Linked DNA regions of Homo sapiens: regions 2 and 3 are each linked to region 1. Evidence: chromatin contacts called from ENCODE Hi-C or POLR2A ChIA-PET data. All regions are on one chromosome and are shown on one strand. Each heading gives the region's core, a stretch centred on a gene start or an enhancer-like site at or near the end of the contact. The rest is flanking DNA. Distances are from core to core; before and after follow the strand shown. Region 1 holds the start of RAB5C (RAB5C, member RAS oncogene family). Region 2 holds the start of IFI35 (interferon induced protein 35). Region 3 holds the start of PTGES3L-AARSD1 (PTGES3L-AARSD1 readthrough).

What was found. Hi-C counts contacts between places; a loop is a spot of excess contacts on that map. ChIA-PET counts read pairs that join two places held with the same protein, here RNA polymerase II (POLR2A). Pooled maps may share reads with other maps.
Region 2: a pooled map shows a loop between it and region 1 (3-fold over the local background). The contact joins the promoter of IFI35 here to the promoter of RAB5C in region 1. A Hi-C loop is called at or near these places in 2 of 168 maps with a recorded cell type or tissue (CD8-positive, alpha-beta T cell and cardiac septum) and 8 of 50 pooled maps. POLR2A ChIA-PET finds 5 or more read pairs at or near these places in 1 of 52 experiments (MCF 10A).
Region 3: a pooled map shows a loop between it and region 1 (5-fold over the local background). The contact joins the promoter of PTGES3L-AARSD1 here to the promoter of RAB5C in region 1. A Hi-C loop is called at or near these places in 2 of 168 maps with a recorded cell type or tissue (CD8-positive, alpha-beta T cell and cardiac septum) and 8 of 50 pooled maps. POLR2A ChIA-PET finds 5 or more read pairs at or near these places in 1 of 52 experiments (MCF 10A).

The regions. Positions count from the first base shown.
Region 1 is chr17:42,153,337-42,156,402 of GRCh38, reverse strand. It overlaps RAB5C (RAB5C, member RAS oncogene family), which reads left to right and starts at 1,414. Exons shown (of 6, transcript NM_004583.4): 1 at 1,414-1,510. It overlaps RAB5C-AS1 (RAB5C antisense RNA 1), which reads right to left and starts at 2,003. Exons shown (of 3, transcript NR_187282.1): 1 at 1,694-2,003; 2 at 1,295-1,404; 3 at 1-635. RefSeq lists enhancers at 1,146-1,255, 1,138-1,432, 1,342-1,962.
Region 2 is chr17:43,005,345-43,008,410 of GRCh38, reverse strand. It overlaps IFI35 (interferon induced protein 35), which reads right to left and starts at 1,627. Exons shown (of 7, transcript NM_001330230.2): 1 at 1,443-1,627. The coding sequence starts at 1,463. RefSeq lists an enhancer at 1,458-1,767.
Region 3 is chr17:42,979,018-42,982,083 of GRCh38, reverse strand. It overlaps PTGES3L-AARSD1 (PTGES3L-AARSD1 readthrough), which reads left to right and starts at 1,556. Exons shown (of 17, transcript NM_001136042.2): 1 at 1,556-2,038; 2 at 2,421-2,534; 3 at 2,640-2,706; 4 at 2,816-2,914. The coding sequence starts at 1,902. PTGES3L (prostaglandin E synthase 3 like) reads left to right here and starts at 2,004. Exons shown (of 7, transcript NM_001261430.2): 1 at 2,004-2,038; 2 at 2,421-2,534; 3 at 2,640-2,706; 4 at 2,816-2,914. The coding sequence starts at 2,031. RUNDC1 (RUN domain containing 1) reads right to left here and starts at 1,519. Exons shown (of 5, transcript NM_173079.5): 1 at 1,010-1,519. The coding sequence starts at 1,507. RefSeq lists a silencer at 1,203-1,452 and an enhancer at 1,523-1,592.

The DNA of each region.
Region 1 (3,066 bases), core at 165-2,664:
TTCACTTCTCATGAACACTGGCGCGGAAGTGGGGATTGTGTGTTATGGGTGTAAGAAAGAGAGACGCCCTGATGACCAGATGGAACTAGATGTGGGCACAGTTTTGTGGCAGGTTGTCCAAGACAGGTAAATTCTCCAGCTGAGGCTCCAGGATATGCCTGGTGTTGGCGTTATAGGCACAATGGCCACAGCTGTCTCCGGTGAGCTTTGATTCCACACAGGTTTTCAGTAGTGTCCCTTGAGGATGAGATGCAAAAGAAGAGGAGGTACTGGTTTGTGTTGAGAGGTAAGGGTGGGAGGAATCAGGAGCGGGCCCAGTCCATATTGAGAGGAGCAGAAAAAACAAATATTCCTGATCCATAGAGGGGGAGAGTGCAGAGTGGGGGTGGTTCTAGTCTTTATTTACGGATGGAGAGGGCCGAGGCAGAGGTTGTCCAGCTCTGTATTCCGCGTCAGAGAGAAGAGCTGACCCTGGCTAGGAGCAGGGGAAGGCAGAGGCAGAGATGGTCTTTGTGCCGGCCCCCGCACACACCAAGTAGGAGGTGGTGGCAGAAGCTCTCCCTTTGATCTCACCCAGCATCCTGCAGAGAACTCTTCCTGCAGCGCTTTCCTCACCTTCCCAATCACAGACGCCCCTGGCAATCGGGCGGACAGTGCAGACAAGGGCTTCTCCAGATCAGCGAGTTCACAGGACTGAGGCCTCGCGTGCATATTCATTCGCACCACGTTTTTTCTTTCCCAATTCTGCACACACAATCCTCTGCCTTCTTCCAACGCTCCACCACCCGCCTTCCCTCGGGGCGTCCGGAACCGGCGGTGACGCGGATGGCAGGGTTAGCCTTAAAAAGTTCCCGGCCGTAGGCTGGGCGCGGTGGCTCAGGCCTGTAATCTCAGCACTTTGAGAGGCCGAAGAGGGCGGATCACCTGAGGTCAGGAGTTCGAGACCAGCCTGGCCAACATGGCGAAACCCCCGTCTCTACTAAAAAATACAAAAATTAGTCGGGCGTGGTGGTGCGTGCCTATAATCCAGCTCCTCGGGAGGCTGAGGCAGGAGAATCGCTTGAACCCGGGAGGCAGAGGTTGCAGTGAGATCGCACCACTGCACTCCAGCCTGGGCGACAGAGTAAGACTCCGTCTCAAAAAAAAAAAAAAAGTTCCGGCCGGGCTCCGCCTCGCAGTCAGCCGGCTCCACCCTAAGCCCAAGTCCCAGGCAGCCACTGACTCCTCCCAGCGCTGCGAACTACAAGTCCCGCGATCCCTCGCGCGCTCCCTACCGCCACTCCCGCGTTCCTACCGGCGCCGCTGGGTAGGTCGGCCAAGAGTGCCTCCCATTGGTCTCCGCACTGTCAATCACCTGGGAGTATTGAGGGGCGGGGCGGAGGTGGAGATCCGGATCCGGAGCGGCTGAAAGGCGGAAGTGGAGGCCGGAGCCTGGGACACCGCCGGCGGGGAGAGAAGCGGATCCCGTCCGAGCCCCGGCCCCAAGTAACGCCGCCGCCCCGGAGCCGCCGTGAGTATGCTTGTCCCAGGACCTGGTGTCTCGCCTGCGTTGAAGCATCTCCAGGGCAGCCCTTCCTCCCGCCCAGCCCCAGTTTAGGGGGATACTGACCCCTCCCCCGACCCGTAGCCCCCTCTTGAGGGGCTCCCCAGGCGTCGGGCCATAGGAGGTGGGGAGCTTCTTTCCTTAGCTTACCTGCCTTTGGTGAGCCTTAAGGAAACCGCTATGACTGTCCTCTGGCCTGTCCATTCTAGTTGTGGGAGAGAGGTACCCTAAGTTCCGCTCCCCCTGCTTCCAGAATCGGAGGATCTTTGCTAGGTGTGAAGGAACCTGTCCCTCTTCTCTTTTAGAAGTGACAGGGAGTGCTGTCTGTCGCCGTTTTCCTTCCTCCTGTCCCACAAAACCAGTTGTCCCCTCTAGCCCTAGAGGAATATCTCGATTTCCTTTGGGGGAGGGGGGTCGTCTGGGTGAGACCGTTCCACACGCACAGAAGTGTGTGTGCGCTCCCGCAACTCCTTACTTCCTCTCTTTCCTCAAGCCAGAGAACCAACCAGGACCTCAGCTGAGTTTAAAGTCACTTACTAGAAATGAGCTGTTTTCCTGTTTTGCCCCTTCTGTCTCCCAGCCCTGTCCTCTAGTTATGTTGTTCTTTGAGTGTCTCTCTCTTTCTGCCTCTGAAGAATTTAGCTGAGGTTTGCTCAATCCTAGCTACAGATCACAGATCAGGGTGGATGTGCCCATTCATTATCTTCTTTCCCCTCCCCCCTTGCTCCAGGCTCAGCTCTGTCCTCCCAGAGCACGTGAGTGGTTTCCCAGCCGCCTCAAAGGGACTGCTTTTCTTGGGACTGCTGTCCGTGTGTCTATAGGGAGGAGAATAAGACCCAAAATGAGGAGTCTGGAATTGAAGGGCCATCTCTTTCCCACTCCCAAACACACACACATACACCTCCCTGAGCAACAGGTCCACACCACGCCAGGGTCTGTCTGCAATCCCTTCAGGGCTTGGACTTATTACTGAGGACTAAGTCAAGATCACAATGGCAGTTCTGGATTTTTAATTGTAGCCTGAGGAATTCCGATACATGCCAGAAAGTGCAGGTTCCCTCAACCATATTGACTGATCCTTGTCTGTTGCTTGGGGCTTAGGTGTGTGAAATAGCTGCTGTCTCAGACCAAGCTTTGTTATGTGGCCAAAGTACAGGCCGGAGACTGTACCTTAACGAGGAGTAGCCTGGCTCTGAGGCCATGACTGACCCTTGCTATCTACAGTGGAGGAAGGGACGGAAAGCCGTGCAGTTTGTGGGAACTTCTGTAGCTCTTCAGTGTTCTGGGCTACCTTTACCACCCTCGCTTGCCACTTAAAAGTGCTGTGTTTTTTGGCCTTGAGGTGTGTTTGAGGGCTTCTGGACAGTGGCTAGTATCTGATTCCTACAGTCTTTTGAGTAGAGCTAGGATGTACTTTCTTCACTTTTTTGTTTGTTTGTTTTTGAGATGGAGTCTTGCTCTGTCGCCCAGGCTGGAGTGCAGTGGCGTGATCTTGGCTCACTGCAACCTCTGCCTCCTGGGTT
Region 2 (3,066 bases), core at 378-2,877, 850 kb before region 1:
TGCTATTGCACTTCAGCCTGGGCAACAAGAGTGAAACTCCATCTCAAAAAAAAAAAAAAAAAAAAAAGGAAAGAAAAGTCCGGGCATGGTGGCTTACACCTGTAATCCCAGCACTTTGGGAGCTTGAGGGGGGCAGATCACGAGGTCAGAAGATCAAGACCATCCCGGCTAACACGGTGAAACTCCATTTCTACTAAAAATACAAAAAATTAGCCAGGCATGGTGGAACGTGCCTGTACTCCCAGTTACTTGGGAGGCTGAGGCAGGAGAATCGCTTGAACCCGGGAGGCAGAGGTTGCAGTGAGCCGAGATCATGCCACTGTACTCCAGCCTAGGAGACAGAGTGAGACTCCGTCTCAAAAAAAAAAAAAAAAAAGGGATTGTCCTTGGGGAACTGGGGTTCTGAAAAGGTTGGCAATAATAATATTAAGAAGAAACACATATTGAATGCTCTGTAGGTGCTAAGCAGTGGGATAAGTTTTTACCGTGTTAATCTATGGATTACCTAGTGTGATTCTTAAAGTATAATTCTTATAGTATATATATATATATATATATATATAAATTTTGTGTGTGTGTGTGTGTGAGAGACAGTCTCCCTCTGTTGCCCAGAGTGGAGCATAGTGGTACAATCTCGGCTCACTGCAACCTCTGCCTCCCAGGTTCAAGCAATTCTCCCGCCTCAGTCTCCCTAGTAGCTGGGATTACAGGTGTGTGCCACCATGCCTGGCTAATTTTTGTGTTTTTAGTAGAGATGGGGTTTTGCTATGTTGGCCAGGCTGGTCTCGAACTCCTAACCTCAAGTGATCCACACGCCTCAGCCTCCCAAAGTGCTGGCTGGGATTACAGGTGTGAGCCAACACACCCAGCCTAATTCCTTTAGTTTAATTTTTTTTTTTTTTTTTTTAGACAGAGTCTCGCTGTGTCACCCAGGCTGGAGTGCAGTGATGCAATCTCGGCTCACTGCAACCTCCGCCTCCCAGGTTCAAGTGATTCTCCTGTCTCAGCCTCCCAAGTAGCTGGGATTACAGGCGCACACCACCACACACAGCTAATTTTTTGTATTTTAGTAGAGACGGATTTTCACTGTATTGCCAAGGCCTCCCAAAGTGCTAGGATGACAGGCGTGAGACACCACGCCCGGCCTAGAACAATTGTTATTTGGGTCACAGAACCCGCTGAGTATCTGATGGAAACTACAGATTCTCTCTCCAGAGAAGTGTACACACACAGGATTTAATGAGCTCCTCCTGTCTGAGGCAATAGGTTAGGGAACCAACTCTTGCAGAGGCAACCCCAGCCCTGTGTTTCTCCCCAGCCCTTCAGCAGGTCTGAGATGGGCAGGGTGAGGCTTGGCTGCCAGGCCCTGAGATATCTGCAGGTTCCTAGCCAAGAGGATTACTCCTGTTTCCCCACTTCCCAACTCCCTCCTCCTCACTTACGGCATCCAGTGGGGCTGACATGGGTCTCGGGTCTGTTTGGCAAGAGCTGAGGCTTCAGAGCTGGGCACAGTGGCAGAATTCACAGCAACTGAACTCTTGTTTGTACCCCCCAAAGGGCTGTGGTCTCTCTCAGCCCCAGCAAGACCCGAAATACACCTCAGGAGGCTCTGCTCGCAGGCTGTTTGCTTCCACTTTCATTTCCGTGAAATCCCTGCCTTCTGGCGCTCACATGCCGCCCCCTGCCGAGGCTTCCCCACCCCTGGGAGGAGCCTTCTTGGTCAGCAAAGTCGACTTCACTCAGCCAGGCTGCCTCAAGGAAAGCCACCTCACCCCAACTGCAAACTGGCCCCCATCAACCATTCCCAGCAATCTCCGACAAGCCCATTGGTAGACCCTGCTTTGTCAATGGATTATTTCCCTAGAGCCTAGAATAATGCTGGGCACATTGAACATTGATAAAATAATTGCTGAATGAGCTGGGTGCGGCGGCTCACACCTGTAATCCCAGCATTCTGGGAGGCCCAGGCGGGCAGATCACCTGAGGTCAGGAGTTAGAGACCAGCCTGGCCAACATGGTGAAACCCCACCTTTACTAAAAAAATACAAAAATTAGCCGGGCGTGGAGGTGCATTCCTGTAATCCCAGCTACTTGGGAGGCCGAGGCAGGAGAATAGCTGGAACCCGGAGGCAGAGGTTGCATTGAGCTGAGATGGTGCCATTGCACTCCAGCCTGGGTGACAAGAGTGAAACTCCATCTCAAAAAATAAATAAAACAATAATTGCTGAATGAATGAGAAACACAGTCAGGACAGATAACGCCCATAGTTCAAGTTCACAAAACTGCCGGGTGCGGTGGCTCACACCTGTAATCCCAGCACTTTGGGAGGCCCAGGTGGGCAGATCACCTGAGATCCCAAGTTAGACACCAGCCTGGCCAACGTGGTGAAACCCCGTCTTTACTAAAAAAATACAAAAATTATCCGGGTGTGGTGGTGTATTCCTGTAATCCCAGCTACTTGGGAGGCCGAGGCAGGAGAATAGCTGGAACCTGGGAGGCAGAGGTTGCATTGAGCCAAGATCGCGCTGTTGCACTCCAGCCTGAGTGACAAGAGCGAAACTCCATCTCAAAAAATAATAATTGCTGAATGAATGAGAAACACAATCAGGACAGATAAAGTCCACAGTTCAAGTTCACAAAACTGCCAGGCGCAGTGGCTCATGCCTTGTAATCCCAGCACTTTGGGAGGTCCAGGCGGGTGGATCACGAGACCATCCTGGCCACCATGGTGAAACCCTGTCCCTACTAAAATACAAAAAATTAGCCGGGCCGGATCACACCACTGCACTCCAGCCTGGGCAACAGAGTGAGATTCTGACTAAAAAAAAAAAAAAAGTGCCAATCCCAGCAGCTGGGCCCACTGGTAACATGTGCCTATAGTTCCAGCAGGTTGAGGCAGGAGGACTGCTTGAGCCCAGGAGTTCGAGGCCAGCCTGGGCAACACAGTGAATCTTGTCTCTTAAAAAAAAAAAAAAAAAAAAAAAAAAGGCTGGGTGCAGTGGCTCACGCCTGTAATCCCAGCACTTTGGGAGGCTGAGGCGGTGAATCACTTGAGGTCAGGAGTTT
Region 3 (3,066 bases), core at 307-2,806, 830 kb before region 1:
AGCCCAGGAGGCAGAGGTTGCAGTAAGCAGAAATTGCGCCAATGCAGTCTGGCCTAGGTGACAGAGTGAGACTCTGTCTCAAAAAAAAAAAGTGAAAAGGCAGTGTACCTCAACACTTCCAATAAAGCCAGCACTTTGTGCACTTCCAGAGATGCAAAGCTTGTAAGGAAACGTTTACCTGGTGTCTTATACATAGTTTCACTACTTCTGGGGTAGGCACACTGAATCGATCTTGTCAGTTATCAGAGGACCTCATTCAGAATGCCTAATGATTAAGCAGGATGGAGGAAGAGTTTAAAAATTTCAACATTATAGCCTGCACGGTGGCACACGCCTGTAGTCCTGAGGCTGAGGCGGGAGGATGGCTTGAGACCAGGAGTTCGAGACCAGCCTGGGCAACATACCAAGACCCTCCCGTCTCTTAAAAAGGAAAAATTCCAACATTAGGAAATTTATCTAATCAAGAGTTGTGTTTATTTCAGTTACTAAGAGACCCTGCTGTTAATCCAAACTCCCACCCAAAGAAGTGTAAAGACTGCCTAGATTTCAGGAAAGCAGGGACAGGGAGTTAACCTAAATTTCCACGGATTCCAACTCACTTTCCTTTCCTTTGCCAATTTTCCCAATCCCCAGAGTCGGGGTCCTCTAGCAGCCAAAGTGTTCAAGACTGAGATACGTGAGGGAAAGGTGAGTGGGCGCAGCACTGCTCTTGGCTGCTCTGCTGCCCTCTCAACGACTCACTTCGCTCACCGCTCCTCTACCACTCACGTCATCACGCACCGACATCTCTCCACATCCTCCGTGCACACCGCTCACCCTCAGGTTCCCAGGCCTCTGTCCTCTTGCCCTTCAGCCGGCCCCGCACTCCAGTCCCCTGGTCTCCGACACACGTACTCACCGACCGAGTCGGGGAGGCTTCTCCCCGCATGCACCATCATCCGGGTCTGGATCGCCACCCACACGACCCCACTATTCCCATATTCCTCGCGGCCCGGCTCCAGCCACTCACCTGGTCCTCGCCCCGCAACCATGGCCGGTCCCCTGGCAGCCCATCGCCCTCATCGCTGGCGGGGTCGCCGGGCCCTTCGTAACCTAGGACGTGAGGGCAGCCGCGGAAGGCGAAGTCTTCGAGCTCCCGCAGAAGGCGCTGCTGCTCCGCCGGCGCCCCGCGCACCACCTGGCGCAGGCGGAACTGCACCTGCGCGAAGTGCGAGGACAGCGCCAGCAGCGCCGAGTCCAGCCGCCGCCGCTCTGCCCGCAGCCGCCGCAGCGTCCGGCCCGGCGAATCCGGCGGGGAGCCCGGGGCCGCGCCAGGCTCCTCGGCCGTCGCCTCTTCTAAAAACGCGGTTGCCCCAGGCCGGGCCTCCGCCACCGCCCCCACTGGGGCCCAGCGCACCGCCTCGCACGGTGGCAGCGGCTCCTCTTCCTCCTCCTCTTCGTCTTTCGCCTTTGGCCCAACAGCCGCCACCACCGTTACCGGCTCTGCAGCCGCTTCGACAGCCGCCATCTTCCCGGAAACACCACCGCACGTCAGCCGCGCCCCCCTGCTGCCATGGCAACGGCGCGGTGGCCTGGAACCCCAGGGGAGTGGTGGGCGGGGCCTGAAGTACCCAAGTCCCCGAGGGCGCGCCTTCCCCGGGAATTTAATTCAGGACAATAATGTTTTATTGAGCGCCTATTGTGAATCAGACACTGAGCAGTAAGCGTCGGAGAAACAGGTGAATGATACCGGGGAAAAGTCATTCCCTGTGTGTAGCGTCTAGGGCAGCCTTTGCCCTGGTTCCAGCAGATGGGTTGTCTCTTCATAGTCTATGCATTTCTGAAGACCCCACGGTGAAGGGCTGCAAGGATGAAGCTGTCCCAGAGTATCTCCAGAGTGCAGATCCCTTGGCTGCCAGGTCATGTTCTCTCTTCCTCTCAACTGCTCTCCCGACCATATAAGGAGAGGCAGCTGCTGGGGGCGTCCCCAGGATCTAAAGATAGCGGCCCCTGCCTGGAACTCTAAATGCCACCCTGGAGCGGGAGCCGCAATGGCACGGTGAGTGTTTCCGGCTCCGGTGCTCCCCCTGGCCCTTTTCCCTGGAGATTCCCTGCTCCAAGTCTTCTGGGCGCTCCAGGTTCTGTGAGGCCCCACGGGAGCCCCGGACCCCTGGTCTCTGTAACTGTGGGGTGAGGGAAGGTGTGACCTGAATGTTCTCCCTGACCTCCTAGTTTCCTAGTCTTGCACGTTCTATTCTTCCCAGGTTCACATTCACCACACCCACCCACTCCTGTCATTCCCTTCCCTTTCACCCCTTCTGTCTCATTTAGCTCCACTTTGAAAAAACTGTGGCATCAAAGGTCCCTGGGTAGTCCCTTCCCAAATGACCTCAGTCTTCCCTCTCCCACCCCTATGAAGCCACACCTCAACTTCTCTTCAGGCAGCACGCCCGGACCTTGTGGTACGACAGGCCCAGGTATGTGTTCATGGAGTTTTGTGTTGAGGACAGCACCGATGTCCACGTGCTTATTGAGGATCACCGCATTGTGTTCAGGTAGTGGCCCTGCCGTCCGAGGGCCTGGCTTCCCAGGAATCTACCCCTTTCCTAATGTCCCCACACGGAGTATTCCGCATCTCCTCAGCTTCATTGTCTCCTCAGCTGCAAGAATGCCGATGGAGTGGAGTTGTACAATGAGATTGAGTTCTATGCCAAAGTGAACTCCAAGGTAAGGGTGAAATGGGACAGTAAGGTTTGGATGGAAACCGGGCTGCCCAGGGAAACTGGAGATTAATTCTAAACCCCAGACCCTAAGAATGAGGCTCTCTATCTGGCAGGACTCCCAGGATAAGCGCTCTTCCCGCTCTATTACTTGTTTTGTGAGAAAATGGAAGGAAAAGGTGGCCTGGCCGCGGCTTACCAAGGAGGATATCAAGGTGGGTGTGTGGAAAGTGGCCTGCTTCTTCTCTCCATGTACCCAGGTTACAGCTGGGATTGTCCTTGCCTCCTTTCCAGCCAATATTCAATCACTCAACAAGTCCTGCCTAATCTTTTTTTTCCAACTGTATTAGTCTCTCTTTTTATTTTT